Regions from separate parts of the Homo sapiens genome. Here region 2 is linked to region 1. Evidence: chromatin loops called from intact Hi-C (ENCODE). Cell type or tissue: GM12878. All regions are shown on one strand. Links, peaks and the distances in the headings refer to the core of each region. The heading gives the core; the rest is flanking DNA.

What was found. Peaks named below come from ENCODE experiments on the same cell type or tissue, not always from the same donor. Only the 100,000 strongest peaks of a DNase experiment are listed, where the experiment ranks them.
Region 2: it touches region 1 in a loop (2.1-fold over the local background); 29 of 110 quality-filtered maps call a loop at or near these places.

What each region holds. Positions count from the first base shown.
Region 1 is chr12:104,459,486-104,475,744 of GRCh38, reverse strand. The region is part of intron 1 of CHST11 (carbohydrate sulfotransferase 11); the gene reads right to left. Among named protein-coding and RNA genes, the nearest start is that of CHST11, 11 kb to the right of the region's middle. RefSeq lists enhancers at 2,046-2,215, 2,172-2,311, 12,760-12,809. In GM12878, for the core only: no CTCF peak of the experiment used is centred there; a DNase peak (open chromatin) is centred at 12,634; H3K4me3 peaks cover 4,948 bases; H3K27ac peaks cover 6,146 bases.
Region 2 is chr12:104,865,664-104,881,922 of GRCh38, reverse strand. SLC41A2 (solute carrier family 41 member 2) reads left to right here. Exons shown (of 11, transcript NM_001352171.3): 7 at 15,344-15,491. Among named protein-coding and RNA genes, the nearest start is that of SLC41A2, 84 kb to the left of the region's middle. In GM12878, for the core only: a CTCF peak has its summit at 4,623; no DNase peak of the experiment used is centred there.

The DNA of each region.
Region 1 (16,259 bases), core at 8,260-16,259:
TTCCTTTTTTCAAAATTCTCTATAATACACTTGAATTAATTTCATAATCAGAAATATATATATATATATATATATATATATATATAATGCTGCTTTACTCTGAGGCATCATAGGGCAGGGGAGGGAGATGATGGTGAAGGAGCCAGTGGGGCCACCAACCTTGCCCCTTGATAAATTTTATGCCAAGAACGTGAGCTCTATTAAGATAGGGATCATTGTCTGTTTTGTCCCCTGCTGTTTCCCTAGCACAGGAACAGTCCTGGCACAAACAGTAGCCATTCAACAAATGCTTGTTAAATAACTGAACAAATGACCAGAGCCCAGCTCAAATGTTCCTTCCTCTGTCAAGTTCCCTGACCTCCCCTAAACTAATTACTCTTTTTTTTTTCCTAGCCACCCACAGCCATTATTATAAAGCATTACAGCTAACAATTATGGGTCTGTCACCACTTGCTAAATTGCAAGTTATTTGTAGGCAGGAACTAAGTCTTATTTAGATTTGTCTCTTTGCTCAGATAAATATTTGGTCAATAAATGTTTGAGTGCTGGATGGAGGGGTGGAGAGATGTCAGACAGTTCATACTGCATGAACAGTAATTATTCATTTTAATTATGATTTAACCCTCATGTAAATGTGTATTGATTTTGAGAACTGCTAATAGCATCAGATCTGAGTTGGGAAGAGACCTTAGAAATAGTCTAAATAGTCTAAGTAGTCAACTGCAAAATTGTTGGTTTTAGCCCTGAAATACTTAATTCTAACAAAATTTTACTCAGAACCCAAAAATATGAAACAGATAAGCAAGGAGCCACTCTGATGGGGGTGGGGTTTACTGGGACCCCCTACCGCCGTCCAAGGACCTTCCCCCATGCTTCGGCTTAGAGGAGTAGTTTGAAAACTGCCAACATCTACATTGTTAGTAACACATGTGGGGTCCCCAAAGGGGGCAGAAGAACTGGGACAAGAACCCAAGATCCCTGATGCCCCACCCAATGCCCACCCAATGCCCTTTCTACTTTGTTGGAGTTTTATAACAGATCGAACACTCAGCAATGACCTCTGTGTTCCTAATCCATTCCTTGTTTATTTCCCATGAAAATAAAAAAGGAATGTTGCTGTGACTTTCCAATGACAACATCCTGCACATCCCTCAAATCTCATTTGCAGGAAGGCACTTACTATCAGCCCTGGATTTATTTTTAAAAATCTCATTTTGCTTTTACAGGCACAGGAAACAAAGTCAGCATAAGCCTTGAAAGAATTCTCTGCAGAGTCCCAAGAAAGAGCCCTGAGCTGCTCCCCTCCTGAATGCAATGGATTATCCTAAAGTGAGCAAGGCCACTATTCCGAGTTAATATTTTTAAGCACATAATTGTCGTTCGGATGATGGCTCACACTCTCCCAAAGAAAGCTGTTTTATTACAATTAACTAAAAGATTGCCTGTTCAGTTTCTGATCTCAAACCTGCACTTCCATTTTTGAATAGCAAAATTATACAGAAAACCCTATATATAATGAAACCTTCGCTCTTAAAGGATTTCACTAATTCTTCCAATTGCAAAATAATCCCCATTCCAATACCTTTGCATAGGCTTCCAATAATAAGTACTACCTCAATTAGACCTTCCAATCTCTAATCCCTAAATCTTTATAAGTTTGCAAGTGTAAATCCAGAAACCCTTTTAGCTTGCCTGTCCACATGCCCCCTTTAAAACACGCTGCATATCTGTGATTACATTATATTAGTTTCTTTTTCAATTAAGCCTTTGGAAGAGTTCTCCCTGTCGTGGTTGTAGTGGTCGCGGTGGTGGTGGTGGTGGTGGTGGTGATGATGGTGATGTTTTAACGGAAAATAAAGGGGATCAAAGGTGGTGAGATGCCCCTATGAGAAAACCAGCTCTCAATTATTCATCGACAGGCGTCAAGTGCTACAGTCTAGCAGAGAAAATACAGGCAGCCCTCAGCTTTGTACCAAGCACAATGGCCCCCAGAAGTGACTGTGAAAGCCACAGAGAGATGCCTTTTTACATTGTGTATGAGCTCTACAATAGCCCCATGCCCTCTCCCACAGCCCAGGAAGGGGAGCCTAAAAAAAGAGGCAGTCTTTTGATTTAAAGAGGACACAGGGCGGCATCTTTCAGGGGTACAATGCACTCAGACCCCACACACAGTGAACTTGGGTCTCGCTTCCAGGAGGAAGCAGCAGACTTTGTTCTCCATCCTTCACTGCTCATCTCTAGGGCAGCCCAACAGCTGCAGCCTGACCCGGATACACCCATGAGCTCCCACTGAAGCAAGAAACTCTCTTCCCTGCGACTATTTACACACTTTCCCTTTCTCCTGCCACTGCTTCCAGAGCCCTCTGAGGGTGAAGCTAGGGCACCATTAGCAACTGAGAGACTGAAATTTAACCTCCATGGCCTATAATTTTGGCCCGAGCAATGCAAAACAGAGGAGTTTCAAATCCCACTACAGAGTGCCTTTAAGCTCTTTCTTACTTTGCACTTTAGTCGTTCATGAATAATCTTACCTCCCATTAAATGATGATAATAGAAACGATTTCCAAATGGCCCCGAGTTCATTTTGAGAAAGTGAGTTTGAAACTACTGCCTTTCTAATGAAACAAGAGAGTTTAAATTCAGCTTAAATTTCATCATCTGAAAAACAGGAGACACTAAACCTTCTGTGGCTCCCTGGTACCAAGAATAAAACTCAAACTTTAGAGCATTCAGAGCCATCCAGGTTCACCTCTCCACCCCTGGGCTCCCGTATTCCCAGACATCACTCTCCTCACTGCCCCACTCCCTGCTCTGGCAGGCGTCCTCACCTGGAATGTCTTTCCTCTCCCTTCCCAGATTCCGCCAGCAAATTTCTACTCATCCTTCAGAGCCCGGTGCCAACCTCAACTTTCCCTGGAAGGTTTCCTTCCACCACCACCACCACAACCACCACCATCACCACCACCACCAAAATCAATCACCCTCCTCTCCCTTTCCTTCACAGTTTGTCTCTCTTTGTAACAGCAATCGCATCTGGCCCCATAAGACAGTGAAGTATGTGTGTTTACATCCACCCTAATAGAATGAATGTTCCTTGGGCCAGACTTTGCAGCTAAACGTTGGTATTAGAACCATTTGAAACAAAATTTAAGCAATTCCCTAAATCCTTCTGAGTCTCCATTGCCTCATCTGTAGAATGGAGCTAGTAACAGTTGCTCTTGCTACATGGCAGACTGTGTCAAGATCTCAATAGCACAATCAAGCTTCAGATAGCGACTGATTAACTAGAAGACTCTGAAGATACCTTAGAGGCCTGAAATGACTTTAGAGGGGTGTGTGTGTGTGTGTGTGTGTATAAAACTTTGCAGCCAATATCTTGTATTTAACATGTTGAGCCTTAAGATAATCAATATTATTCCCAAAGGGTATAGCTAAAACCCAGGAAAGACAACATCCCCTTAAGAAAATGGAAGGGGCGGGCGCAATGGCTCACGCCTGTACTCCCAGTACTTCAGGAGGCTGAGGCAAGATCCCTTGAGCCCAGGCATTTGAGACCAGCCTGGGCAACATAACTAGACCCTGTCTCTACAAAAAAAAAAAAAAGAAAAAAAAAATCAAAAATTAGCTAAGTGTGATGGTGCACACCTGTAGTCCCAGCTACTTGGGAGGCTGAGGAGAATTCCTTGAGCCCAGGAGGTCAAAGTTGCAGTGAACTATGATCATGCCACTGCATTCCAGCCTGGGTGACAGAGCAAGATTCTGTCACCATAAATTTTTTTTTTAAATTAGGGTGAGGGGAGACCAAAAAAAGCCCTAGTTCAATGTAGAAAAGGTTCTCTAACACTTTAGAGCTACACTATACATTACAGTAGCCCTAGTCACGTATGGCTAGTAAGCATTTGAAATGCAGCTAGCCTGAATTTAGATGTCCTGTAAAAATACACATTGGATTTCTGGAGACTTAGTACCAAAAATATGTAAAATATTGCAGTGAGTTTTAATATTGAGTACCTGTTGCAATATTTCAGGTATTAATCTCACCTGTTTCTTTTCACTTTTTTCAATGTAAAAATGGCTACCGGAAGATTTAGTTCTGTGTGCAGCAGCAGTGTATTTCCACTGGACAGTGTTGCTCTACAGAAGTCTTGTCTCAGACCCTCCCGTTGCAAACCAAATTAGCAGATCCCTTTCTGGGACACATTTAATTACCTTTGTGGTTACAGTGATGCAATTCCTACAACTTTGACAGTTGTTCACTTTTTGGCTGTTCACATTTAGCCATGGTATAAAAGGGGTTGTTCTTGGCTCTCTTAAGTGACAGCTCACCATAGAATCAAAATGAAAATCAAATCAGCATTGAAAATTCCATACCCGCTATCCCAAAAAGGGGGATTTTCTTCTTAGTGACCAATTACCATCAGTGTATTCCTTCTTTTAGCAAATAGTTACTGAGTGACCATTATGTACCAGGCTCTATTGGAGATGTTGGGATATTGTGCTAAACAAGACATGGCCCCTTCCCTGAAGGAGTCAATGTATCAGAATGAGTAATATTAGAGATGTACACACACAAAGTACCACAGGGATGACAGGAAGGACATCTATCCCCTCATTCTGACCAAGAGGGGATGGATGGTAACACAAGAGGTAATACATGAACTAGACTTCGACCCAAGGTCACATCCAAGTTGAAGAAAGACATGAGCGTCATCTAAACACAGATGATACCCCAGGCCCCAAGAGAGGATGAGCTCACCAGGGATAGCGTGTAGGGTAAGAAGAGAAGGGGCTATCATTGAATGTCCCACTTACAGAGTTTACAGCTGAGCTTAAGGCCTTTATGAAATAATTACTTCTTGACCTAATTATCTGAAACCAAGAACATGGAGATGGGCATACTAGTGAGGTGAAGAGTACAGTGTTTGCTGTCAGTTAGACCTGAGCCAGGATCCTGTTCCAGCTTTCCGATTAGGCAGGCTCCTTCACCTCTCTAAGCCTCAGTTTCCTCACCTGTATAATGGGATTGGTAAATGTGCATCTCACAAGGTTGTGGTGGGGATTAAATAGGATGGATAATCCAAATACAGCAGCTGACATACTGTTTGATACAGAGCAAGTATTTGGTAAGTGGTCATTGTTGTTACTGGTTTTTTTCATAAAGCATCAGAAAAATGTTGAATCAAATAAGGGTTTGATATGGTTTGACTGTGTCCCCATCCAAATCTCACCTTGAATTGCAATAATCCCCATGTGTCAAGGGCAGGACCAAGTGGAGTTAGTTGGATCATGGGGGTGGTTTCCCCCATGCTGTTCTCATGATAGTGAGTGAGTCTCATGAGATCTGATGGCTTTATCAGTGTCTGGTATTTCCCCTGCTTGCACACATTCTCTCTCCTGCTGCCCTGTGAAGAGGTGCCTTCTGCCATGATTTTAAGTTTCCTGAGGCCTCCCCAGCCATGCAGAACTGTGAGTCAATTAAACCTCTTTCCTTTATAAATTACCCAGTCTGAGGTATTTCTTCACAGCAGCATAAGAACAGACTAATACAGGGTTTCCCGACTATTGATATTTTGAGCTGGCCTATTCTTTGTTGTGGGGAAGTCTATCCTATCCATTGTAGGATGTTTAACAGCATCCCTGGCCTCCACTCACTAAATGCCAGTAGCACACCTTCCCCAGTTAATGACAACCCAAAATGTCTCCAGACATTGCCACCTGTCCCCTATGGGGGAAGAAGGAGGTCCCAAACCAGTTGCAAACAAATAGTCTAAATCAATGATTAGGTGGAATGGAAAGAGGTCTGGGTGCTTAAAAAGATAGAAACTTTTTCAACTTGTAAAGAAATGTGAGCCCTGACAAATATGCTCCCCTTCCTCTATGATAACTCTGCAGCCTAACAGGGACTATTTCAAATGTGAGCCTGGCCTCAGGTTGAAGAATGCCGGGCCTAGCCCAGATCAGGGTTATGGAGTCTTTGAACTAAATTTCAGCACCTGGTCTGGTGAAGAAGGGAGGAAATGGGTCTGTGCCCCAGCTACAAATGCCAGCCACAGAGCAAGCTCCATGACACCTGCAGTTAAGCAGTGGGAAGGACTGACCCCTATACAGGAAGAGCCCTTAAAGTCCTCCTCAGCACAGAACAAGCCCAATGTGGAGACATAGGGCCAATTGATGCTGTCCTGTGCAATGAGCCATGCTAACCCACCCAACAACTGCTCACATACAGGCTGCCATGCTACCACTGTTATTTTTCTGAAATGACTGCTTTTCATCCTCCTCGGAGTTCAGCTTCAGAAATGGCATTGACCAGTGCCTGTTATTTCCCAAGTGTCACTAGTTAAAGCTAATGGGAACCTGAGGAGTAATTAAGTGCATAATTGGGAGGAAATGCTGCGGTCACTGCATTCAGCAAAAAAACACAAGGCTGATTTCTGACCAAATATAAACTCTGCTTTGCAAATTGCTACACAGTTTTGGCCTTGGCAGCGGGTATGCCTGTTAGTACGGCAGACAGAGGGTGAGCACATACAGAGAGAAGATATTCACAGGAGCCTCACACTTATAGAAGTCAGATCCTTTCAGTAAATCTTACAGTGTAGGACGCACATGTTAAAAGGATAAAAACTTGCTCAGGTTTCAAACAGAATTAAATAGAACAGCATCTTGTTGACATGGAGATTCACATCCTTGAACGAGGAACCACACAGGTAATTTATCATAACAACAACATGTTTATACTGCTTTTACATTCATTTTTTCTTTTCTTAAAATTTAATTTTATTTAATTTTAAGTTCCAGGATACATGTGCAGGACATGCAGTTTTGTTACATAGGTTTACATCCATTCCCAATGCATTTTCACATCTAACTTCTCATTTAATCTTTACCACCGCCACCCATAAAAGAGGTAACATTACTACCTTCACTTGGCAAATGAGGGGACCAAATCTCTTGTCTGCGACTTTCACTCAGTCACTCATTCAATCAATTATTAAGCCCCTACACTTGCCAGGCACTTGCCCAAGTCATGGGATGCAGCCAAGTACTACGCCAGATGCTGTTTACACATAGAGTTTTGAGCTGTTTCTCAAGGAGGGGCATTGGTGGCATTTGGGCAGAATGATTCTTTGATGGGCAGAAAGGTCCCACCCTTCGCAGAATGTCTATCACTAAACTGCAATCATTCTCGCCAATCTTTAGGGTGGATGGGAAGAGTAATGCCCAAATGAGAGCCCTCCCAGATGTTCAGAGCAGCGGATATGAAGTCATACAGCCGGGTTTGGTTTTTATTCCATCCATTCCTCTCCTGGGGACCTTAGACAAGTGATAATGCTCTATGCTTCAGTTTCCCCCCTTGTAAAATGGTGGTAATTATAGCGTATACATTATACGAGTCCCATGGGGGAGTAATCTATATTCAATGCCTGACCCAAGTTGGCCTTCGGTAAATAATATCCAATAAATATCTTTACTATTTCATTGGTTCATCTCCCATCTACCCTCATCTCCTTCAATCTTTAAAGCGACCTTTGCAGAGAGAACTTCCCTGACAATCCTATTTAAAATTTCAATCCCCCCACCACTGCCACTTCACATCCCCCTTCCTTGCTTCCCCGCCTCCCGTAGCATTTGTCACCTTCCAACATACTCTATAATTTAATATCCATTTGTTATTGTGTCTCCCCCACTATGATGTATGTTCCATGAGGACATGGATTTTCACCTGTTTGATTCTACACCTAGAACAGAGCTTAACTCTTAGTAAGCATTTAACAAAAATATCTTGAATGATGTCAAATGGATATAGGGAACAGCCAAATCCTAAAAGCTGGTGTCCAGACTCCAAATTCTGTGCTCTTTTCACTATAATGAGTGACCTTATGCAATGATATTAAAGGTAAAATATGACAACCGTTAAGAAATGTTAAGTGTCCTGTTACAACACTACCTTAGAGGGGCCTCTGTGGTTTCCCTCTTCTGAGATTCTTCGAAGTTAACAGTTTCTAACAGAAACCCAGCCACCAGCTTCTTTCACTTGAGTTGCCTTTGTGAGTTTCTTCTCCCAAGGCATTTAAGATAACGATTCAAGCCAGAGAATGATAAGGACTGAAACACTTCCATTACCAGGTTTCTTTGTCTCTATCCATATCTACATGAGACAGAACCCAAGTCCTGGTGATGCTGGAAATATCAGCCCTCCCCATACAGCTTATCTAAAGCCAAACTAAGCCTCCACCACCGCTAGAACTGGCACCAGGTTAACACTGTACTTTTACCCAGAGTTGACAATGGCAGGTTTGACAATAACCAATGACATTCAAGGCAGGTCTAGTCCTGGAGTTCCAAAATCCTAGTGGACACTGTGCCACAAAAGGGGTCCGGGAAGGAAACATCAGACTTCCCATTTTTTGTTCATCTAGACACCAGACCTTCCATTTTCAGTTAACCTAAAAAAATTTTAACTATATCAAGAATACAAATGGCCACAAACAACTCCATCTAACCTGTCATATCAAATTACATGTCAGTTATGAAACTCAGGCAGGTATCCTCAACCACAAAATGAACTGGAGTGACCACCTCAATAATTCCACCATTCTCAGCATATTTCAATGAATAACCATTTACAACTGAATCATAAGTAAATTTACAGATTATATTATCTACTTTTAACTATCCTATTCCTCACAAAATAGAACTGAGGCCTAAAGAGATCCCAGCCAAGAAACCACAACTTGAAGATAATTGTCACAATCCAGGCACACAAGAAAATGGCATTCCTCCCTCTTGAGTACTAGCTCTCCATTGTATCTTTGTGGACAACATTACAAGGTCAAAAGGATGAAAGAATCAGAATTGATAAAGAGTCAGCCAACGGAATTATCCAACAGATAACGACATAGGGGTTTGCAGTCACTAGTCAGAAAGGATCCTATCCTAGATATGTAGATAATGGTAGTAATATGCAGAAATTATTTATAAACAAAATATATTGAGGGATGGCTGCTCAAATATGTTTTACCAATAGGGTGTGGTGAGTATTGTGATTATTTGCTCATCGTTCATTCTACCCTCCTTCTAGAAAGCTTTCTAGCCTGCAGAGGCTGGTAATTGAAAAGCTGTATTTCCCAGGCTTCTTTGAAGCTAAGGTTCTAGATGTGAATTTGGCTCTCCCAAATAGAAGCACTCACTTGAGATTTAGAAAGCAGATGTGGGGCAGAGAGGCCATCTTCTTGCCTTTGGGGCTGTTTGGCCGCTGGCAAGCATGGAGATGGGGTCACGAGGGTTTTTTGCAACAGCATTATAGGGTCCACTCTCCGGCTTTGCCATCAATTTGTTCTTGAACTCAATAGTTCCAGACACAGTATCAGAGGGTGTAGCACCCCTAGTGAGTCAGTTTTGTTTTTTGTTTTTTGTTTTTTTTGAACAGCCATGCCAACATACGTTTGTTTATTAATTATTATATAAACTACTACCATTAGCTGGGAGACATTCCTGGAGCCCCATTCCTCCAGCCCCCTTATGCCTCTATAAGCACAAAATTCCCTCTAGTAAATATCTTTCTGCTTAAAATACCTAGACTGGTGCTGGACACGGTGGCTTATGCCTGTAATCCTAGCATTTTGGGAGGCCGTGGCGGGCAGATCACCTGAGGTCAGGAGTTCGAGACCAGCCTGGCCAACATGGTGAAACCCTGTCTCTACTAAAAATACAAAAATTGGCTGGGCGTGATGGCGGGCACCTGTAATCCCAGCTACTTAGAAGGCTGAGGCAGGAGAATCGCTTGAACCCAGGAGGCAGAGGAGCCAGACGGTGCCACTACATTCCAGCCTGGGCGACAGAGTGAGACTCTGTCTCAAAAAAAAAAATTAAATTAAATTAAAAAATAAAATATCTAGACTGATTTCTATTTCCTGCCCTGAAACACAGCAGAACAGAAGCAAAGAGATTTGGGAGACAAAGGGACTAGACCACAGCAGATGCTGTTTGTACATGACAATCCAACCTGGCTCCTCCTTCTGAGTTCTGCGCACATGGATTGGGTGGTGACCGAGGTGGAAAGGCTTATCTTTGAGAATCAATTATTTACTCTTTAAATGTTTCCTAGGCACCTCTGGGCCAGGGTCAGAGGCTATAAAGATGAACCTGACAGAATCCATGCCTTGCTATGTCAAAAGAGGAAGATGTACAAAAAAACAAACAACCACAGTACATTTCTAAAAGGGCCAGAAAAGAGAAATGACAAAGTCATGACAGCTCAGTAGCCTTGAAAGAAACAAAAATCCACATTGGTGATACTTTCCCTGGGCAATGTTTATGTCTATTTCTAGATGAACTTCCAGGTTCAAGCCTCAAGTTAAATCACTTACTTCCCACCCTCCCCATTCTAACTCTTAACCAACCTCATCGTTAATCAGACAAATACTAACTACAAGCCCTGGGCTCTGAAAATAAGTGCCAGGCAAAGTTAAAAAGACTTGGACAGACTGCATGCCAGTCTGGCCATTGAGAAGCAAGTACTCAAGACTAACCAGGTACTTTTGAGCCCTCAGACTCTGCATCTTGGAGGAATGCCATTTTTCATCACTTACTGAGGTTATGAAGTGTGCCACAGTTTACATAAAGTACTTTCACAATTTACAGAGGTGGCCTCAGAAGGCATCCATGGTGAAGGCACACTGCTATTTGATGGAACACTAAGAAACGAAACAGTTGCTCGTTAAAGGGCAGCACGGTGCTGAGATGCCATCAATCACAACACAAATTGCATAATCACTAAAATGTGAAAAAAATATGTTCTGGAATCAATAATACACAATAATTTATGGGGATAGGACATGGGAGACCCCAGACTAGGACTCGGGTCTTCCACTCCCAGAGCGCTGATCCATTTCATCGTTTTATTTTTATTGAGTGCTGATTTAAGTCTGGCACTTTTTCTGGATATTTTTATTAACAAATGCCACCGATTGCACCCTGAAGATATTACGAATTTCCCACTACAAGCTCAGTCAAAATTTTTCTCAAATCTCTTTTTCAGATCTCTTCATTACTGCTTTAAAAATTGGAAATGGGACTGGGTGTGTGGCACACCTGTAAGTCCCAGCTGCTTGGGAGGCTGATGATGTAGGAGGATCCCTTGAGCCCAGGAGTTCGAGGATGCAGTGAGCCGTGATCTCACCACTACACTCCAACCTGGGCAATAGAGCAAGGCCCTGTTTTTAAAAATAAAGATAAATTTTAAAAAATTGAAAAAGGAGATGGTCTAGTTGGGGGTCAAGGGGGAGCAGGTGGTAGAGGGGAGATGGGACTTATATGGTGACCACTTAACCAAAGTACACTACCGGCTGCCCAAAGATGAGCACAAATGTGCAAGTAGAGCTGGGCACAGTGACTCACACCTCTACCAGCACTTTGGGAGGCCGAGGAGGGTGGATCACTTAAGGTCAGGAGTTCAAGACCAGCTTGGCCAACATGGCAAAACCCAGTATCTATTAAAAATGCAAAAATTAGCCAGGTGTGGTGGTGCATGCCTGTAATCCCAGCTACTCAGGAGGCTGAGGCAGGAGAATTGCTTGGGCCCAGGAGGCAGAGGTTGCAGTGAGCCCAGATTGCACCACTGCACTCCAGCCTAGGTGACAGAGCAAGACTCCACCTCAAAAAAAAAAAAAAAAAAGTGCAAGTAGGAGACTTCATTTTCAATCTTGCTACATTGCTTCCACCCTTATTCCTTGCCTCCCTGCCCCAAGAGACCTCTGCTCAAGCTTCTGCAGCGCTTCCCTCCCATCTACAGTTAAACCCAAGGCTCAAAACAATTGTCTCTCTCCGACTTGTCTCTCCCCACTGTGGTTGTTGGCTGCCTCCGTCCCTCTGCTCTGGGCACTCTGACCACCTTGCCATGCGTGTTCTTGCCTCAGGGACCAGATTTGACTTGTGTTGCTCTCTGCCTGGAACATGGCCGGCTCCTTCATTTCCTGCAGGTGTCTGCTCTCAGTGTCATCTTATCAATGACATTCCCTAATTACCTCTATATTATATTGCAACCCCTGCCTCTCACACCCCTCAACCATCTTCTCTGTTTTGTTTTTCTCTTAACACCATCTGATATACCATATATGTCACTTCTGCATTTGCTTAAAGTCTGTCCGCCCCACTAGAATCTAAGTTCCATGAAGGCAGAGATGTATGTATGTGTTACATCTCCAGTGCCAAGAACAGTATCTGGCACAGAGTAGAAGAAAGGAAAAGAGAGAGAGACAGACAGACAGGGGGCTGGGGAGGAGGAGAACAAGTCTGCTTGTAAGTTTCAATCACTCACATTGGATCTAAGATGCATCAAATTACAAGTTCTAGGAAATTTTAACTGACAGATCAGATTGTTCATAGGAAGAACTGCCTCCCCTTTTATTTGTTATAAAGGTGGTGTCCCAAAAATTCAAAAGAAAAACTAAAAAGAAAAAAAAATGAATCAGCAGAATGACTTCTGGTTTTCCTCAGAGTCTGAACTTAGAAGAGGCCTGCTGGCAATGACTTTCATGAGAGCCTTTTTCACTTGACCTCCAGACTAAAGAGAGGTCCTTTTGGTGGGTTTAAGAAGGGAAAGGGTGGTGCCTTTGCTTATGAGCCTTTGACTTCCTGTTTTGAAATGACTGTGCTGATAAAGCTATGAACAAAATGATCTTTCAACCAGACAAATACTGACAGCAGATACCTCTGCTGAAGGATGGATTCCCTCACCCCTCACCCCACGGAAACCCCCAAACCACCCTTTCTGTGGTGCCTGATCACCCCTTTTTATTTTGGAAGGCAATGAAAATGAGGACTGTAACAATCAAAGGAGATCACCTACATCTGTCTCATCTGAGCACAGCAATGAAAATGCTCCATCGAGGTGCAAACATTTAAATGATCAAGGAGAGACCCCATGCTAAAAATGTCTTCTCCTTCAGTTATTTTTTTACTTGTTAATTTTTATAGGTACATAGTAGTTGTATATATTTATGGGGTACATGAGATCCTTCAGTGATTCAATGCTGTTTTCAGAATTCATAACAGTCTCATATTTGAGACCCTCTTGACACCTTTTCAATGGAAGTTTCAGGTGTATAACATAAGAACAGCCCCTACAAATTGGTAAGACTCCAAACTATTCCATGTATAAGCAAAAAGATTCTGTAACGTAACATTAAATTTGTGCAACCACAGCAAAAAAAATAATACCAGACTGACATCCTGCAAAGGGGTAGGGTGGGAGGTGGAGACACATGCAAGTCTATACATTTAAACAGTTATGGTTAAACTTTGTCTTTAACTTTAATAACTAGTTGTGACAATGATGTATTTGTCTAAAATACTTATTATCAAACAGGATACAAAATGCATGATGTTATCTCAACTATGTATATGCATTTTGCATAGTTGAGAAAAATACAGAATATATAAATATATATAAATATATTCTATAATATATTTTTAAAGTACCAGTTGCCTCTTGGTGGTGGAATAATGATTGTTTTTCTTCTATACCTCCTAAATTTTCTTTTTTTCTTTTCTTTTTCTTTTTTTTTTTTTTTTTTGAGATGGTGTTTAACTCTTGTTGCCCAGGATGGAATGCAATGGCACAATCTCAGCTCACTGCAACCTCCGCCTCCCTGGTTCAAGTGATTCTGCTGCCTCAGCCTCCCAAGTAGCTGGGATTACAGGCGTGCACCACCACGCCCGGCTAATTTTTTTTGTATTTTTAGTAGAGACGGGGATTCACCATGTTGGTCAGGTTGGTCTCAAACTCCCAACCTCAGGTGATCCACCTGCCTTGGACTCCCAAAGTGCTGGGATTACAGGTGTGAGCCATCGCACCTGGCCACCTCCTAAATTTTCTAAAATGAGCACATGTTATGTTTACAATTCGTTTAAAATTATAATACAAAATGCATTTTAGGTTCAACCTGATCAAGTGAAAGTGCAAGGGGGTAAAATGAGACATCTTTAAATAAAGGATATAATCTTTCAATACATTCAACCGAGGCAAAGAAATCCCAGGTGACAGTGAAAATAAACATTTTGCAAAAATAAAAATAATAGAGAGGAAGCAGACAGGAGAGAAAAGGCTTTCTCCTCTGAAGGCTTCTTTCTATGAACAGTAGATTTCAAACAAAAACCACAATCCTATGGAGTAACACAAAAGGAAGGTTCTGAAGAGCTGCCTTTACACACTCTGTGCCAATGCAGCCTGGGGGGCCTCTCAGCTTTGCACTGCATGACACAGCTCCATCAAAACCCAGCCATCTGGGGCAGGTATGCAAGACATTTTAATGCAAGCTGATGAACTTGCATAGGAAGCATTCATTGGTGAACTCAAACCTGTGTAGAAATCACAGGTATATGGTTCCATTCTCCCTAGCTTTAGGAATAGTTCACGGCCATAGAAGGTGTCTGTTCTATGGATGGATTTCCTTAGAATCCATCTAAGTGGCTAAACAAGACCAACCTTCTCCAGAATCCAGGACACAGAGCAGTGCCTCAGCTGCCTACACCTCACGGGCTGCAAATTTAGGTCACGGTGAAAGCTCCTGTCTGGCGCCTGATTAGTTTAAACTGGGTCCGTGTCACAGTTCAGGAAGGCAGGAAGTTTCCCCACCAGACAGAGCCAGAGTTATTGACCAGGCATTCTTGGCAAGGCTAGAAGTGACCTTCCTGAAAACCAGAGAAGTGGGTCTACTTCTGGAGTTTAACCACTTCATGCATTCATCCAGCAAACATTCTATTGAGAACCCACTGTTGTCAGACACCGTGCAAAAAACATCGGGATTAAAATGGAGTCTAAAACCTGGTCCTTGCCCTATAAAATATTCTTAAGGAAGACTATTAACTCAGAGTATCAAAAACTTCTAAATGTAACTATCCTACTGACAAGGCCCACTTCTGCTAAACCCTTGTGCAACTGATGACCAATTACTCAAATTTGCAAATTAATCAATTCTATGAATTAGAAAAGATAATGGGCCCCAGATTAGAATCAGAGAGAGGGACAGCCAGCCTTGCCAGCTGTCTCCTTTTTGTCTCTTTTTTTTTTTTTTTTTTGAGACACAGTTTCACTCTGTCGCCCAGGCTGGAGTGCAGTGGTGCCATCTTAGCTCACAGCAACCTCTGCCTCCTGGGTTCATGCTATTCTCATGCCTCAGCCTCCGGAGTTCCTGGGATTACAGGCGTGTGCCACCACACCCAGCTAATTTTTGTATTTTTAGTAGAGATGTGGTTTCGCCATGTTGGCCAGGCTGGTCTCGAACTCCTGAGCTCAAGTGATGCACCCGCCTCAGCCTCCCAAGGTGCTGGGATTCCAGGTATGAGCCACCGCGCCCTGCCTTCCTTTTTTTCTTTCTCTCCCTCCTCTCATACCCTCCAGCCACCAACGAAGCCTGGAACCCATTGCTTTTGCAATACTATTTTTCTATTTCACATGTAGGTATCTGGAACCCCTGCCAGAGGCCTCCAAATTTTTAGCTACACAATCCGTGCCATGCTGTGGTCCCTTCTGCCTCTCCCAGGGTGATCTGGAGAGACAGAAACTGCAGAGCCAGGCTGAAGGATCAGCTCTCCTTACCCCCAAGATACTTCAGAGAAGCAAGGATCTTTAACTTTTAAAGAAATTCAAACCAGTGAAAGAGATTCCACATCAGTGGTCATTAACAGTGTAGCTTAATAAAATGAACCCCTCAAAAAGAAAATGTTTAATGTAGATTTGAAAGTATATTTTTATGCCCCGTGTAATGATAAACTGTTGACACAGAGCTTTTGTGGACTGTAAGTAATCTGAAATAAGGAAGGCCTTTCAACTGAACTATCTGTAATTCTACATTCAACACAATGTTTTGAAAGTAGTATTTGCTATGGACTGGAGGGAAATATCAGAAAAGTATATTTATAGAGATCTAAATAATAAACAATGGGAGAAAATAGGACTAGAGGGGGACATAAAGGATGGGGCAGGATCATCGACAGAGGATCTTTTTCAGCACAAGCTTAGAAAAGGTTCTCTGCCTCTTCCAAAAGGCTAGGCTGAAAAGATATGATGTCACTTTCAAGTCAACTTAAGACTAACAAGGGCTGGAAATTTTCACAAAGTGACAATTACAAGTTGGAAGTTTCTTTCTAGTATCTTTGGCTAGAAAGTTATTTCCCAATTCTCACAAAGAATTCCATGACAATTGTATTTCCCTGGGCAATTAACAGGTACACAGAAGCTCAAGCGCATTCCTGCT
Region 2 (16,259 bases), core at 1,581-9,580, 410 kb before region 1:
TTTTAACACCCCACTGTCAACATTAGACAGATCAACGAGACAGAAAGTTAACAAGGATATCCAGGACTTGAACTCAGCTCTGCACCAAGTGGACCTAATAGACATCTACAGACCTCTCCACCCCAAATCAACAGAATATACATTCTTCTCAGCACCACATTGCACTTATTCCAAAATTGACCACATAGTTGGAAGTAAAGCACTCCTCAGCAAATGTGAAAGAACAGAAATCATAACAAACTATCTCTCAGACCACAGTGCAATCATTAGAACTCAGGATTAAGAAACTCACTCAAAACCGCACAACTACATGGAAACTGAACAACCTGCTCCTGAATGACTACTGGGTAAATAACGAAATGAGGGCAGAAATAAAGATGTTCTTTGAAACCAATGAGACCAAAGACATAACATACCAGAATCTCTGGGACACATTTAAAGCCATGTGTAGAGGGAAATTTATAGTACTAAATGCCCACAGGAGAAAGCAGGAAAGATCTAAAATTGACATCCTAACATCACAATTAAAAGAACTAGAGAAGCAAGAGCAAACACATTCAAAAGCTAGCGGAAGGCAAGATATAACTAAGATCAGAGCAGAACTGAAGGAGATAGAGACACAAAAGAACCCTTCAAAAAATCAATGAATCCAGGAGCTGGTTTTTTGAAAAGATCAACAAAATTGATAGACCGCTAGCAAGACTAATAAAGAAGAAAAGAGAGAAGAATCAAATAGAGGCAATAAAAAATTATAAAGGGGATATCACCACCAATCCCACAGAAATACAAACTACCATCAGAGAATACTATAAACACCTCTACGCAAATAAACTAGAAAATCTAGAAGAAATGGATAAATTCCTGGACACATACACCCTCCCAAGACTAAACCAGGAAGAAGTTGAATCCCTGAATAGACCAATAACAGGCTCTGAAATTGAGAGAATAATTAGTAGCTTACCAACCAAAAAAAGTCCAGGACCAGACGGATTCACAGCTGAATTCTACCAGAGGTACAGAGAGGAGCTGGTATCATTCCTTCTGAAACTATTCCAATCAATAGAAAAGAGAGAATCCTCCCTAACTCATTTTATGAGGCCAGCATCATCCTCATACCAAAGCCTGGCAGAGACACAACAAAAAAAGAGAATTTTAGACCAATATCCCTGATAAACATTGACACAAAAATCCTCAATAAAATACTGGCAAAACGAATCCAGCAGCACGTCAAAAAGCGTGTCCACCATAATCAAGTTGGCTTCATCCCTGAGATGCAAGGCTGGTTCAACATATGCAAATCAATAAACTTAATCCATCATATTAACAGAACCAATGGCAAAAACCACATGGTTATCTCAATAGATGCAGAAAAGGCCTTTGACAAAATTCAACAGCCCTTCATGCTAAAAACTCTCAATAAACTAGGTATTGATGGGACATATCTCAAAATAGTAAGAGCTATTTATGACAAACCCACAGCCAATATCATACTGAATGGGCAAAAACTGGAAACATTCCCTTTGAAAAGTGTGACAAGACAGGGATGCCCTCTCTCACCACTCCTATTCAACATAGTGTTGGAAGTTCTGGCCAGGGCAATCAGGCAGGAGAAAGAAATAAAGGGTATTCCAATAGGAAGAGAGGAAGTCAAATTGTCCCTGTTTGCAGAGGGCATGATTGCGCATTTAGAAGACCCCATTTTATCTGCCCCAAATCTCCTTAAGCTGATAAGAAACTTCAGCAAAGTCTCAGGATACAAAATCAATGTGCAAAAATCACAAGCATCCCTATACACCAATAACAGACAAACAGAGAGCCAAATCATGAGTGAACTCCCATTCAATCTCTTTGCATCAAAGAGAATAAAATACCTAGGAATCAATCTCAATTGCTTCAAAGAGAATAAAATACCTAGGAATCCAACTTACACGGAATGTGAAGGACCTCTTCAAGGAGAACTACAAACCACTGCTCAACAAAATAAAAGAGGACACAAAGAAATGGAAGAACATTCCATGCTCATGGATAGGAAGAATCAATATCATGAAAATTGATGGGGATGCCATTCCCATCAAGCTACCAATGACTTTCTTCACAGAATTGGAAAAAACTACTTTAAAGTTCATATGGAACCGAAAAAGAGCCCACATTGCCAAGACAATCCTAAGCCAAAAGAACAAAGCTGGAGGCGTCATGCTGCCTGACTTCAAACTATACTACAAGGCTAAAGTAACCAAAACAGCATAGTACTTGTACCAAAACAGAGATATAACCCAATGGAACAGAATAGAGCCCTCGGAAATAATACCACACATCTACAAGCATCTGATCTTTGACAAACCTGACAAAAACAAGAAATGGGAGAAGGATTCCCTATTCAATAAATGATGCTGGGGAAACTGGCTAGCCATATGTAGAAAGCTGAAACTGGATCCCTTCCTTACACCTTATACAAAAATTAATTCAAGATGGATTAAAGACTCAAACCATAAAAACCCTAGAAGAAAACCTAGGCAATACCATTCGGGACATAGGCATGGGCAAGGACTTCATGACTAAAACACCAAAAGCAATGGCAACAAAAGCCAAAATAGACAAATGGGATCTAATTAAACTAAAGAGCTTCTGCACAGCAAAAGAAACTACCATCAGAGTGATCAGGTAACCTATAGAATGGGAGAAAATTTTTGCAATCTACCCATCTGACAAAGGGCTAATAGCCAGAATCTACAAAGAACTTAAATTTACAAGAAAAAAATCAAACAACCCCATCAACAAGTGGGTGAAGGATACGAACAGACACTTTTCAAAAGAAAACATTTATGCAGCCAACAGACACATGAAAAATGCTCATCATCACTGGCCATCAGAGAAATGCAAATCAAAACCACAATGAGATACCATCTCACACCAGTTAGAATGGCGGTCATTAAAAAGTCAGGAAACAACAGGTGCTGGAGAGGATGTGGAGAAATAGGAACACTTTTACACTGTTGGTGGGAGTGTAAACTAGTTCAACCATTGTGGAAGACAGTGTGGCGATTCCTCAAGGATCTAGAACTAGAAATACCATTTGACCCAGCGATCCCATTACTGGGTATATACCCAAAGGATTATAAATCATGCTGCTATAAAGACATATGCACACGTATGTTTATTGCAGCGCTTTTCACAATAGCAAAGACTTGGAACCAAGCCAAATGTCCAACAATGATAGACTGGATTAAGAAAATATGGCACATATACACCATGGAATACTATGCAGCCATAAAAAAGCATGAGCCCACATCCTTTGTAGGGACATTGATGAAGCTGGAAACCATCATTCTGAGCAAACTGTTGCATGGACAGAAAACCAAACACTGCATGTTCTCACTCATAGGTGGGAGTTGAACAATGAGAATACCTGGAGACAGGGTGGAGAACATCACACACCAGGGCCTGTGGTGGGGTGGGGGGACGGGGGAGGGATAGCATTGGGAGAAATACCTAATGTTAATGATGAGTTAATGGGTGCAGCACAGCAACATGGCACATGTATACGTATGTAACAAACCTGCACGTTGTGCACAAGTACCCTAGAACTTAAAAAATGTATATATATATATATATATATATATATAAAATACAGGTATATTATTTGCAGATTTGGATATTTAAATTACCATTAAGTCATTTATAACACATTTTTCAGCTGCTTGCAAATACCAGATATCTCCTCAGTTAAAGACAGTGGTAAGAAAGTAAGAAAGAGAATGCCGTTGAAGAATGTTATCATGATAAACATGGCAATTGTTATAATGTTACAGAATTAAGTACTATGAGATTCCAGAAGATAAACAACTATTGAGGAAAATAATGCACACTGACCTTTACAATTTTATTTAATTAATTAATTAATTAATTAATTTTTTGAGACAGAGTCTTGCTCTGTCATCCAGGCTGGAGTGCAGTGGTACGATCTTGGCTCACTGAGACCTCTGCCTCCGGGGTTCAAGTGATGGTCGTGCCTCAGCCTCCTGAGTAGCTGGGACTACAGCTACTACAAGCACACGCTACCATGCCCGGCTAATTTTTTGTATTTTTAGTAGAGACGGGGTTTCACTGTGTTGCCCAGACTGGTCTCAAACTCCTGAGCTCAGGGAATCTGCCTGCCTCGGCCTCCCAAAGTGCTAGGATTACAGGCGTGAGCCACCACGCCCCACCTGAAATTTTATTTTTTTAAATTATACAAGGGATAAACTCTCCTTATAAAAGACTTAATCATAATGTGTTGCCATCTAAAGCTTTCGGTATTTCGAATGTTATATAGTGATGCATACATAATTTGACTGGATCAAGAAATAAAAAAAGTAAAATGGAATGTTACTATCACAGATCATGATTTTGAAAAATAATATTATTAAATATTGCTTAGGATTTTCTAATCTTTGTCTTCTGAAAGTTGGCTCAAAGTAATTCAAGATGAATTAACTAAAATAGTCTTTTACATTTTTTCTGTATCATTGATTCTCCTAAAAATATATTTTTTGTGTTACAGATCAATCCCATAGTTAATTTGTTAAAGGTATTTCTAAAGTGTCTGTGTTCAGATTGCTAAAGTGTCTGCTCTGTGCGCACTAGGGGGCCTCCTAAGATCAGCAGTTGGATGCCTAATATTTTTATTCTGAATACAAAGATTAGGAACAGGCACATTTAAATTCCAAGACTCCATTCATCCTGCTGAGAAGCTTCAGGTTTATTTCCTGATAAACTTATAGTTCAAGTTTATTTCCTGAACTATTTTGAAAACACTTAGCAGTCTTTAGAGATAAAAAGAGGATTTTATGATAGCAGTAGGCTTTAGTTATAGAGGCCATGTATTATATAGTGCTCAAAGAACTGGACATTAAGAAAAGTCTTATGGTCTCAATTCATCAAGAAGATATAACAATTGTAAATATATATGCACATAATATCAGAGCACCTAAATATATATATGATCAATTGTTAACAGATATGAAGGGGGAAATAGACAGTAAGACAATAGTAGTAGGGGACTTCAGTACCCCACTTTCAACACTGGAGAGATCATCCAGACAGAAAATCAATTAGGAAGCATTGGACTTGAACTACACTTTAGACCAAATGAATCTAGCAGATATGTACAAAACATTCCATCCAACAGCAGCGGAATACACATTCTTTTCAAGTGCACGTGGAACATTATCCAGGATAGATCATATATTAGGCCACAAAACAAGTCTTAACAAAGAAGACTTTGAGAAGATTGAAATTTAAGAGACTGAAATCATATCAAGTATCTTTGATGATCACAGTGGTATGAAACTAGGAATCAATAATAGGAAAAAAACTGGAAAATTCAAAAACATGTGGAAATTAAACATCATGCTCCTGAACAACCAAGAGGTCAAAGAAGAAATCCAAAAGGAAATTAAAAAAATATATTGAGACAAATGAAAATGGAAACACAACATACCAAAACCTAAGGGACACAGCAAAAGCAGTTCTAAGAGGGAAGTTTATAGCGATAAACACCTGCATTTAGAAAGAAGAAAGATCTCCAATAAACAAGCTAATGTTACACCTCAAGGAACTAGGAAAAAAAGAATAAAGTAAACCCAAAGTTAGCAGAAGGAAGGAGTTAATAAAGACCAGAGCAGAAATAAATCAAATAGAGAATAGAAAAATACATTAACAAAACTTAGTTGGCTCTTCTAACATATAAGAGTGACAAAGCCTTAGCTAGACTAAGAAAAAAAAAGAGAAGACTGAAATTAAAAAATCAGAAATAAAAGTGGAGACCTCAGAAATAAAAAAGATCACTAGAGACGATTGAACAATTTTAAGCCAACAAATTAGATAACCTAGAGGAAATGGATAAATTCTTAGAAACATATACCTGCCAGAATTGAATGAGGAACAAATAGAAAGCCTGAACAGACCAATAACAAATAGTTATTAAAGTAGTAATTAAAATCCTCCCAACAAAGAAAAGCCCAGAACCAAATGGCTTCATGGCTGAATTCTACCAAACATTCAAATAGTACCAATCCTTATCTTCCAAAAACATAGAACTAGAGGAAATACTTCCAAACTCATTTATTTTTATTTTTAGTTTTATTTTCAGAGATGGGGGTCTTGCTCTGTTACCCAAGCTGGAGTGCAGTGGCATGATTATAGCTCACTGCAGCCTTGAACTCCTTGGCTCAAGCAGTCCTCCCACCTCAGCCTCCCAAGTATCAGGAACTACAAGTGCATATAACCATGCCTGGCTAATTTTTAAATATTTTGTTGGAGACAGGGTCTCACTATGTTGTCTAGTCTGGTGTCAAACTCATAGTCTCAAACAGTCCTTCTGCCTCAGCCTCCTGAGTTACTGGGATTACAGGTGTGAGCCACTGCACCCAGCCCAGACTCATTTTATAAGGTCACCATCACCTGATACCAATTTTCCAGACAAAGACACCACAAGAAAACAAAACTAGTGAGGTGTGGTGGCACATACCAGTAGTTCCAGCTACTCTGGAGGCTGAGGTGAGAGGATCACTTGAGCCTGGGAGTTGGAGTCCTGCCTGGGCAACATAGTGAGACCCCATCTCTAAAACAAAAGCAAAGACAAAAATGACCTAAACAACAACGACAACAAAATAAATGAAAACTATAGGCTAATATTTCTGATGAACACAGCTGCAAAAATCTTCAATAAAATACTAGCAAACTGAATTCAACAATACATAAAGAATATTATACATCATGACCAAGTGGGATTCATCCCAGGGATGCAAGTATGGTTTAACATACACAGATCAATCAGTGTAATATAGCACACTGTGTTAAATAAAATATCTAGAAATAACTTTAACAAAGGAGGTGAAATATCTCTACAATAAAAATGATTAAACATTAATGAAATAAATTGAAGAAGACACAAATAAATGGAAAGGTATTCCATGTTTATGGATTGGAAGAATTAGTATCATCCATACTACCCAAAGCAATATACAGGTTCAGTGCAATTCCTATCAAAATTTCAATGGCATTCTTCACAGAAATAGAAAAAAGAATTCTAAAATTCATATGAAACCACAAAAGACCCTGAATAGCCAAAGCAATTTTAGGAAAAACAAAGTTGGAGGCATCACACTTCCTGATTTCAAATTATGTCACAAAGCTATAGTAATCAAAGCAGTATAGTACTGGCATGGGAACAGACAGTGGAACAGGATAGAGAGCCCAGAAGTAAACCCAAGTATATACAGTCAAATAATTTTTAACAAGGGCACCAAGAAGACACAATTGGGAAAGAATAGTCTCTTCAATAAATGGTGTTGGGAGAATGGATATCCACATGCAAAAGAATGAAACTAGACCTTTATCTTACACATACACAAAGATAGTTATCTTACACAACTAAAAATAGATTAAAGACCTAAACATAACGCCTGAAGCCATGTAACTCCTAGTAGAAAACATAGGAGAAAAGCTCCTTGACATTGACTTTGGCAATGATTTTTTGGATATCACATCAAAAAATCGGGCAGCATTTGGCTGGGCGTGATGGCTCACGCCTGTAATCGCAGGACTTTGGGAGGCCGAGGCGGGTGGATCACGAGGTCAGGAGATGGAGACCATCCTGGCTAACACGGTGAAAACCCATCTTTACTAAAAATACAAAAAAATTACCCGGGCAGGGTGGCAGGCGCCTGTAGTCCCAGCTACTCGGGAGGCTGAGGCAGGAGAATGGTGTGAACCCGGGAGGCAGAGCTTGCAGTGAGCCAAGATTGCGCCACTGCACTCTAGCCTGGGCAACTGAGCAAGACTCTGTCTCAAAAAAAAAAAAAAAAAACAAACTCAGGCAACAAAAGTAAAAATAAGTGAGACTACGCCAAATTTAAAAGTTTCTACACAGCAAAAGAAACAATCCACAAAGTGAAAAGGAAAAGGCATCCTATGGATTGGGAGAAGATATTTGTGAACCATATGTTTGATAAGGAGTCAATATCCAAAATATATAAGGAGCTCACATAACTCAATAAAAAACACATAACCCAATTTAAAACTGGGCAAAGGACCTGAGTAGACATTTCCCCCAAGAGCACATAAAAATGACGAACAAGTATATGAAAAGGTACTCAATGTCACTAATCATCAGAGAAAAGCAAACCAAAACTGAAATGAGATATCATTTCACATCTGTTATAATGGCTATTACCAATAAGATGAAAGATAACAAGTGTTGGCAAGGATGTGGAGAAAGGGGAATCCTTGTACACTCTTGGTAGAAATGTAAATTGGTGCAGTTTTATGGAAAACAGTATGGAGGTTCCTCAAAAAATTAAAAATAGAATGACTGCATGACTCAGCAATCTCCCTTTTGGGTATGTATCCAAAGGAAATGAAATCAGCCCTTCACAGAGATATTTGCACTCCCATGTCCATTGCAGCATTATTTACGGTTGTCTAGATATGGAAACAACCTAAATGTTCCTGATGGATGAGTAAATAATAAAATTGTAGTATATATACAATGTAATATTGTTCGGTCTTAAAAAAGGAGAATCCGCCATTTGCAACAACATGAATGAACCTGGAAGACATTATATGTCAAGTGAAATAAGCCAGACACAGAAGTAAAAATACTGCATGATCTCACTTTATATAGAGAATCTTTAAAAATATGTCAGATACATAGGAACGAAGAGTAGAATGGTAGTTACGGGGGATGGGGGTTAGGGGTGGAGGTGAGGCAGGAAATGGGGAGATGTAGATCAAAGACTACAAAGTTGCAGTTATGTAGGATGAAAAAAATCTAGAGATCCAATGAATGTACAACATGAGGACTATAGTTATAACTAGAAGTTTGCCAAGACAGTAGACTTTAGATGTAATTACCACAAAAAAGTGGAAAGAGGTTAAATATCTGAGATGATGGATGTTAAATCACTGGACTGTAGTAACCACTTAACTATATATCTAACCATGTAACTGTAATATGTCTATGAAAACACCAAGTTGTACACCTTAAGTATGTATCAAAAAAAGAAAAAAGTCTTATTCAACTACTTAGAATTCTGAGTATTCTGAAATGACTGAATACCCCCTCATGTGCTGTTAGCTTTCATACATGTACTAAGGCTCTCTGCATCCATGGAATTCAATGTGTGCTACTTTTCTTTTTTTTCTTTTGGAGACAGAGTCTTGCTCGACTGTCGCCCAGGCTGGAGTGCAGTGGTGTGATCTCGGCTCACTGCAACCTCCGCCTCCCAGGCTCAAGCAGTTCTGCCTCAGCCTCCCAAGTATCTGGGATTACAGGCACCTACCACCACACCTGGCTAATTTTTGTATTTTAGTAGAGACGGGATTTTGCCATCTTGGCCAGGCTGGTCTTGAACTCCTGATCTCAAGTGATCCACCCGTGTCGGCCTCCCAAATTGCTGGGATTACAGGTGTGAGCCACCACACCCAGCTAAAGTGTGCTACCTTTCTTTTGCTTCTGCTGAAATTTGCTGATTTCTGCTATCTGAAGTAAATATGCAATTTTCCCCCTTTTCCTCTCCACTCCTCCAAAAAAGAGTGAAACAAACAAGCCTAAAGCTTTGTTTACTCCAATTGACTTTATTTTTTGTAGTCATCCTGAGTAACTCTTTATTGCTTAATGGACAAAGTTAAAGTTTTTACCCTGGTATTTAGGCCTCGCGGAGTCAGTTGGAAACTTACCTTCTTAAGCTTCTGCCTGCTTCTCCTGTTCTATACCTTTTACTCCAGCCAAACTCAGCTGTTTACTGATCTCATATACCATCTGTTTTTTTTTTCCTTCTTATTCCCCTCCCTCAATTCATTCCTCATTCCCCTCTCCCAGTTCATCCTCTTCTTCCCATCAAGGCCAATCCAAATCCTTCTCATTTTTAAAGCCTACATTTATAGATTTTCCTAGTCTTAAGTGATCTTTTTTCTCCTCTGAATTCCTATAACACTTAATTGACACTTCTCTTGTGACATGTTTAATGTGTGGCTGGTCATTATAGCTTTTTCTATAAATGTTATACCTTCTCTTATGAGGATATAAGCTTCTTAAGGACAAAACTGCGTTCTTATTTTATTTCTTTGTAGCACCCTATAGTGCCATATACAAAACAGATGTTTAATAAACAGTACTTCACCAAATGCTTTATTCCTTTTGAAAGCACTCCAATTAACGTGATTAGAAGTTATTCAGAATGATTTTGGCACAGTAATTGTCCAATAACATAATAGATTGTAACAAAAAATCATTTTGATGAGGATATAGTATTGGGGAAATATTGGAAGGATATCTTAGCAGAAAGTATCTGGGAATTAGTACCACTATAGAAAAATAAAAATGGCAACACATGGCTAGAAAAGATCTATTTCAAATGGAAATAGAAAGTTCAGAGAGTAATCTAAGCTCTGGATTCTGATATACTTTTGTGTGGCTTGCAGGGACAATATAAAGGCATTTATACATTCGTATAGTAATCTTTAAACATACAGTAATCTTTAAAAGCTATTAACAAGATTCAACATTGGGCCAGTAACTGGAATATATATATGTTCACATGATTGTTGCTCCTTTCTTTCTGTTTGCATAAGTTCCAAGAAGATTTAAAAAATTCTTTTTCACATATTTATAACTGCATGGCTATCTAATTCTTGTGTGTACATGATATTTATTGATTTGAAAAAATTATTAGATATTCTCTTTGTAGGCGAGATCTGAGAGGCAAAATGTTGATTGATTTTTCATTTTTCAAGATTAACTTTAAACAGATGGCTTAGCTGAAGCTGTAAGAGCAGTAGCAATTAGCCTCAGGTTACTGCATTCCTATGGAGACTAACAAGGATGCCACCTGGTTATTTACAGACCATTCTAGAATATCTCTGCCTTAATGTGGTGGTGTGAGTAGAATCTAAATTTATCTTGAATGTCTCTATGCTTGAGGGATTTTTAGCACAGTACCATCTTAGGTTAGAGTGATTTCTAGAGTATCAGTTCCCTCAGAAAATTTAGATCAATTATTAAGGGGCATTTAGAAAAAAATCACAACTTACAGTGCCCATTGCTTTGTTGTTTACATAGAAACAGCTAATACATAAAAATTGTCAATCATAACAGCTACATGTTTCAGAAGAATTTGGGGTGAGAATGATGAACACTATTAATGAAATGATATAACAGCAGTTGGGAAATGCCGTCAACAATATAAAATGTGAAAACTGGATCACAAAAGATGCTAGTTATGTTTGCCAGTTAGGAGGCATCAGAGCGATTTGAACCACTTTAGCTGTGTTAATCTTTACTTTTCCGTAGTTTGCCTATATCACAGAGTCAGTATTAATGTATAATGGACATTTATTAGGCTTAAAATTCCAAGAAGTTTTAAATATGCATGTATTAGTTATCTATTGCCATTGTAACAAATTAGCACAAACCTTGTGGCTTAAGACAATAGAAATGTTTTTTGGGTTTTTTTGTTTGTTTTGTTTTTACAGTTCTGGAAACCAGAACAATTACAATTAAGTATAAATTCAAAATGAGTTATATAGGAATAAAATCAAGGTGTCATCAGGATTGGATCCTTCTGGTCTTGGGGAGAATCTGTTCCTTGCCTCTTCCATCTTCTGGCAGCTGCCTGCCGGTGTTCTCGGCTGGTAGCTGTATGACTCCAATCTCTGTTTCTGTGGTCACATTGCTTTCTTCTCTTCTGCAGCCACATCTGCTCCTGCCTCCCTCCTATACCTGCAATTATATTTAGGGGTCACACAAATAATCCAGGATAATATTCCCATCCCAAAATTCTTGACTTAATCATTTCTACAAAGCCCCTTTTGCCGTATAAGGTAGCATTCACAGGTCCTGTGAATTATTACTAGATTTTATTCATCCTACCCTAATACCCATTATGATATACCCAGATTTTAATACAAAATATTATTTTAACCAGGATCTTTTAAATGTGTTTCATTTAGAAGGAAGATGATTTTACATTTTAATATTAATGTGGAAGTTCATAGTTGGCCTTTAATTGACTATTTGCTCTGTTGATTGTGTCATTGGTGGTTTTCTAAAAGTAATTCTTTAATTTTATGACATCTATAAAACACCAGTATATCCAAAAAAGAGAAATGTTTGTAGCATCTCTTTTTATATATTTGTAATTTTCCCTACCTATCAAAATTGGATTAGAAGTTAGCCAGGAATAAGTTAGGAGGGTCCTATAGAATTATCCATATGGTCTAATTTGGTGGGAATGGGCATGTTGGATTTGGCAGGTAATTGAAGTAGAATACATTTACAGTAAACATTTGGAAATTTGGGTTTTATCATGGTTTTCCCACCTTTTTAACATTTAACAAACTTTTATTTGAAGATAATTATATGTTTATAGAATAGTTGCAAAAATCAAAACAGTACAAAAAAAACCCCTGCATACTCTTTATCTGGATTCACCTAAGGTTAACATTTTACCCCATTTGCTTTATCTTTTGTTCTCTCTCTTTGTCTATGTACGTGTGTATATCCTTTGTCTTTAATGACAGACATTTTTGAAGAATGTAGTCCTCCTTCCTGTTTTCCCCTCTGTGAGGATTTTTAAAAATTGGATGTAATTCACATGCCATGTAATTCACTTTTTTAAAGTATACAATTCAGTGGTTTTTGGCATATTCATAAGGTTGTACAAGGATCACCGTGATCTAATTCCAGAACATTTTCATCACCTCAAACAGAAACGCTGGGCCTGACATGGTGGCTCATGCCTGTAATCCCAGCACTTTGGGAGGCTGAGATGGGAGGATCACTTGAGCCCAGGGATTTGAGGCTGCACTGAGCCAAGATTATGCCACTGCACGCCATCCTTGGTGACAAAGTGAGACCCTATCTGTAAACAAAACAGAATACTTTAGCAGTTATTCCTCATCCCACCCCTCCTCTAACAATCACCAATCTACCTTCTCTTCGGATTTGCCTATTCTGGGCTTGTATGTAAAAGTAATCATTTGATATGTGACCTTTTGAGTCTGGCATCTTTCACTTAGCATAATGTTTTCAAGGTTCATCACGTTGTCACATGCATCATTTTTGAATCATATGAAGTGCAGAGTAACATCCAATTGTATGGATTAATGAAATGGCCAAGTAATAGTCCATTTATGGATATACTAAGTTTTGTTTATCTATTCACCATTTGATGAACATTTAGGTTGCTTCTACTTTTTGGCCATTATGCATAGTGCTGCTATGAACATTCAAGTTTTTATGTAATGTACAAGTTTTTATGTAAATATGTTTTCCATTCTGTTGGGTGTACATGAAGGAGTAGAATTGCTGGGTCAAGTTAAACTCTGTTTAACTTTTTAAGGAACTGCCTGCTCATTATTTTTAGTTTCTTTCCTAAGGTATTTTTTCTCCTCTTTGAAAATTCAGGGCAGTGATTCTGGGGTGGGTGTGGTGGGTGCGTTTTTCAGCTTCAGATGTCCTTCCAGAGATTTAATGTTGAGGATAGCTTCTTTAAAGTCTAGCAGGGTGCTCCTCTCTTGACCTGAGAATAAAATACTAAGATGATCTGACCTAGCAGAATAGTTCTTTTCATTTGTGTTTAGTGGTTTTCAATGCATTTTGTTTTCTATTTCGTTCTATTAAAGAAATTATTGGCAACCTTAGTTGTTTTAGTAGATTGAAATGCTTCCTAACTGGGATGTTATTTATCCTTATCTGTTGGCTTACAAGGAGAACTGTGAATCCATTCAACAAATAAAAGGTTTTTTTCATCTTTTAAAAAATCATGGAGAAAATGACACAATGTAGCATTAGTCATATTCCTTTAAATAGAAGAAAATATAAAAATAAATTTTATTAGTATAATTATTTTAAAGATGTGATGGCAAATCCATACAAAAGCTTAGGAGTAAAATTTGTTTAGCTATATTTTAATATCTATAATAATTGCTTATTCCTACATGATATGGAAGAAATAAAAATTTGGGATTTGTATGTAGTTCAAGCATCTTTAGTCATAGGTGAGAAGATCTTTAAATATCTTAAGAAGCAAAAGAAAGAAAATTCAGTCAAAGATAAGAGTTGGGGTAAGGGTTGTAGCATTCTGTAACATCAAAAAATTAAGTAACATTTGACTTAGATTAAGTAATCTAAGGCTGTAGGCTACAGGACTGTGAGAAGATGTGATGGCAAATCCATACAAAAGCTTAGGAGTAAACTTTGTTTAGCTTTATTTTAATATCTATAATAATTGTTTATTCCTACATGATATGGAAAAAATAAAAATTTTGGGTTTGTATGTAGTTCAAGCATCTTTAGTCATAGGTGAGAAGATCTTTAAATACCTTAAGAAGCAAAAAAAATAGAAAATTCAGTCAAAGATAAGAGTTGGGGTAAGGGTTGCAGCATTCTGTAAGATCAAAATATTAAGTAACATTTGACTTAGATTAAGTAATCTAAGGCTGTAGGCTATAGGACTGCGAGGCAAACTCTGCCTTTAAGTTAAAAAGTACTTATTCTGCATAATAAATTAATTAGAGTTATGGAGAAGAAGCCAGGAATATCTCTGATAATAATGAAACTTTGATCAGTTAAAATGATATTATCCAAAAAATGCCTTGAGATGATAAGACTTTCAGTAAGGGATATGCAACTTTTAACCCTAGGGAGATTTAGAATTAAATATGAATTGAGAATCAAACCTAGTTTTTCTATTTCATTTTGGAGCTTGGATATCTATTATCAGTAGGCAGCCAATATTTTATGGAATGCCTGTACTATAAGATCCCTATGGACAAAAATAATATCCTATTTACCTTTAGAGTTAAGAGCACTAACTTTGGTGTCAGATACATATTTTCTTCCGGCTCTCCCTATTTCCTCACTGTATTCTTAAGTTTCTAAGCCTCAGTTTCTTCATAAAATAGAAATGACAGTATCTATTTTATATTGGTGGGGACAATGAAATGAGATGATGAATGTAAAGCATTTAGCATAGTACTTGGTATATAGTAGGAGCCCAATAAATGTTAGCTTTTTTACTGTTACTGTTCTTGTTGTTATTGTTATTATGCTATTTTCATGTAGGTTATGTAACTATTTTAGTAAATGTTTATTGAATTAATGTGTTACTTTTCAGTTACATTGTTTAATATTTTTACCTTATTTACAGTTATAAATTTGTTTGAAGTTTATAGAAAATGTATAGCATGTTAATATGTTTGATAGTGTCGTACCTTCTAGTAAACTTTGATAATTTAGATCTGCTACATAGAAGAGAGATTTAAATGTTGTCTCTCTTTTTTTTTTTTTTTTTAATTTTAGAGACCTATTACTACATTTCTCCATTAGTTGGTGTATTTTTCTTGGCTCTAACCCCTATTTGGATTATAATAGCTGCCAAACATCCAGCCACAAGAACAGTTCTCCACTCAGGCTGGGAGCCTGTCATAACAGCTATGGTTATAAGTAGGTTAGTATTAAAATATGTGTGTGTGTGTGTGTGTGTGTGTGTGTGTGTGTACGTCTGTCTGTCTTTGTGTGTCTTCTATAAGCATATATGTACATGCATATTAAAATAAATGAATTGCCTGTTTTTATTTCTTAGGTTAATTATTTTATATAGCCAATTCATTATTCTCCCGGGTATTATAACAAGGGATCTAAATGACAGGCATAATTAATGAAATCAGTAGATGTAAAGAACCTCATGTGGCTACCAATTTCAAACTTCTCTCCAAAGCCTTACCAGATTGAGTAAAATTTAGTGGTGTTTGTCTTTGTGTGTGTATGTGTATGTTAACCTGACAAGGACATTACTTACTCTGAGTATTAAGTTGCTCAGATGAGTATCATAAAGCCTTAGAAATGTATATTCCATTGGCTACTTCCATATCTAGGACTCTGATGACCTTAAAGATGTAATTAAGGACATATGTAAAAGATTTAGCTGCAAGCATCCTCATCACCCCAGAGTTTTTAATAACAAAAATAAATAGAACAACATAAAGGTCTTGCAATACGGTATTGATCAGATAAATTATTATATAGTCACAAAATGGAGTATCAGCCATTAAAATAACATTGTAGCATTTCTATTGCTATGGAAAGAGTTTATGATACATCTGATGAGAAGAACAACCTAGAAAAGAGTATGAATTTCCTATTAAACATGTTAGATTAAGAAACGTTTCTTTTCCTTCCTGAAATTACTAAAAGGACAGTAAAAGAATAAAAATGC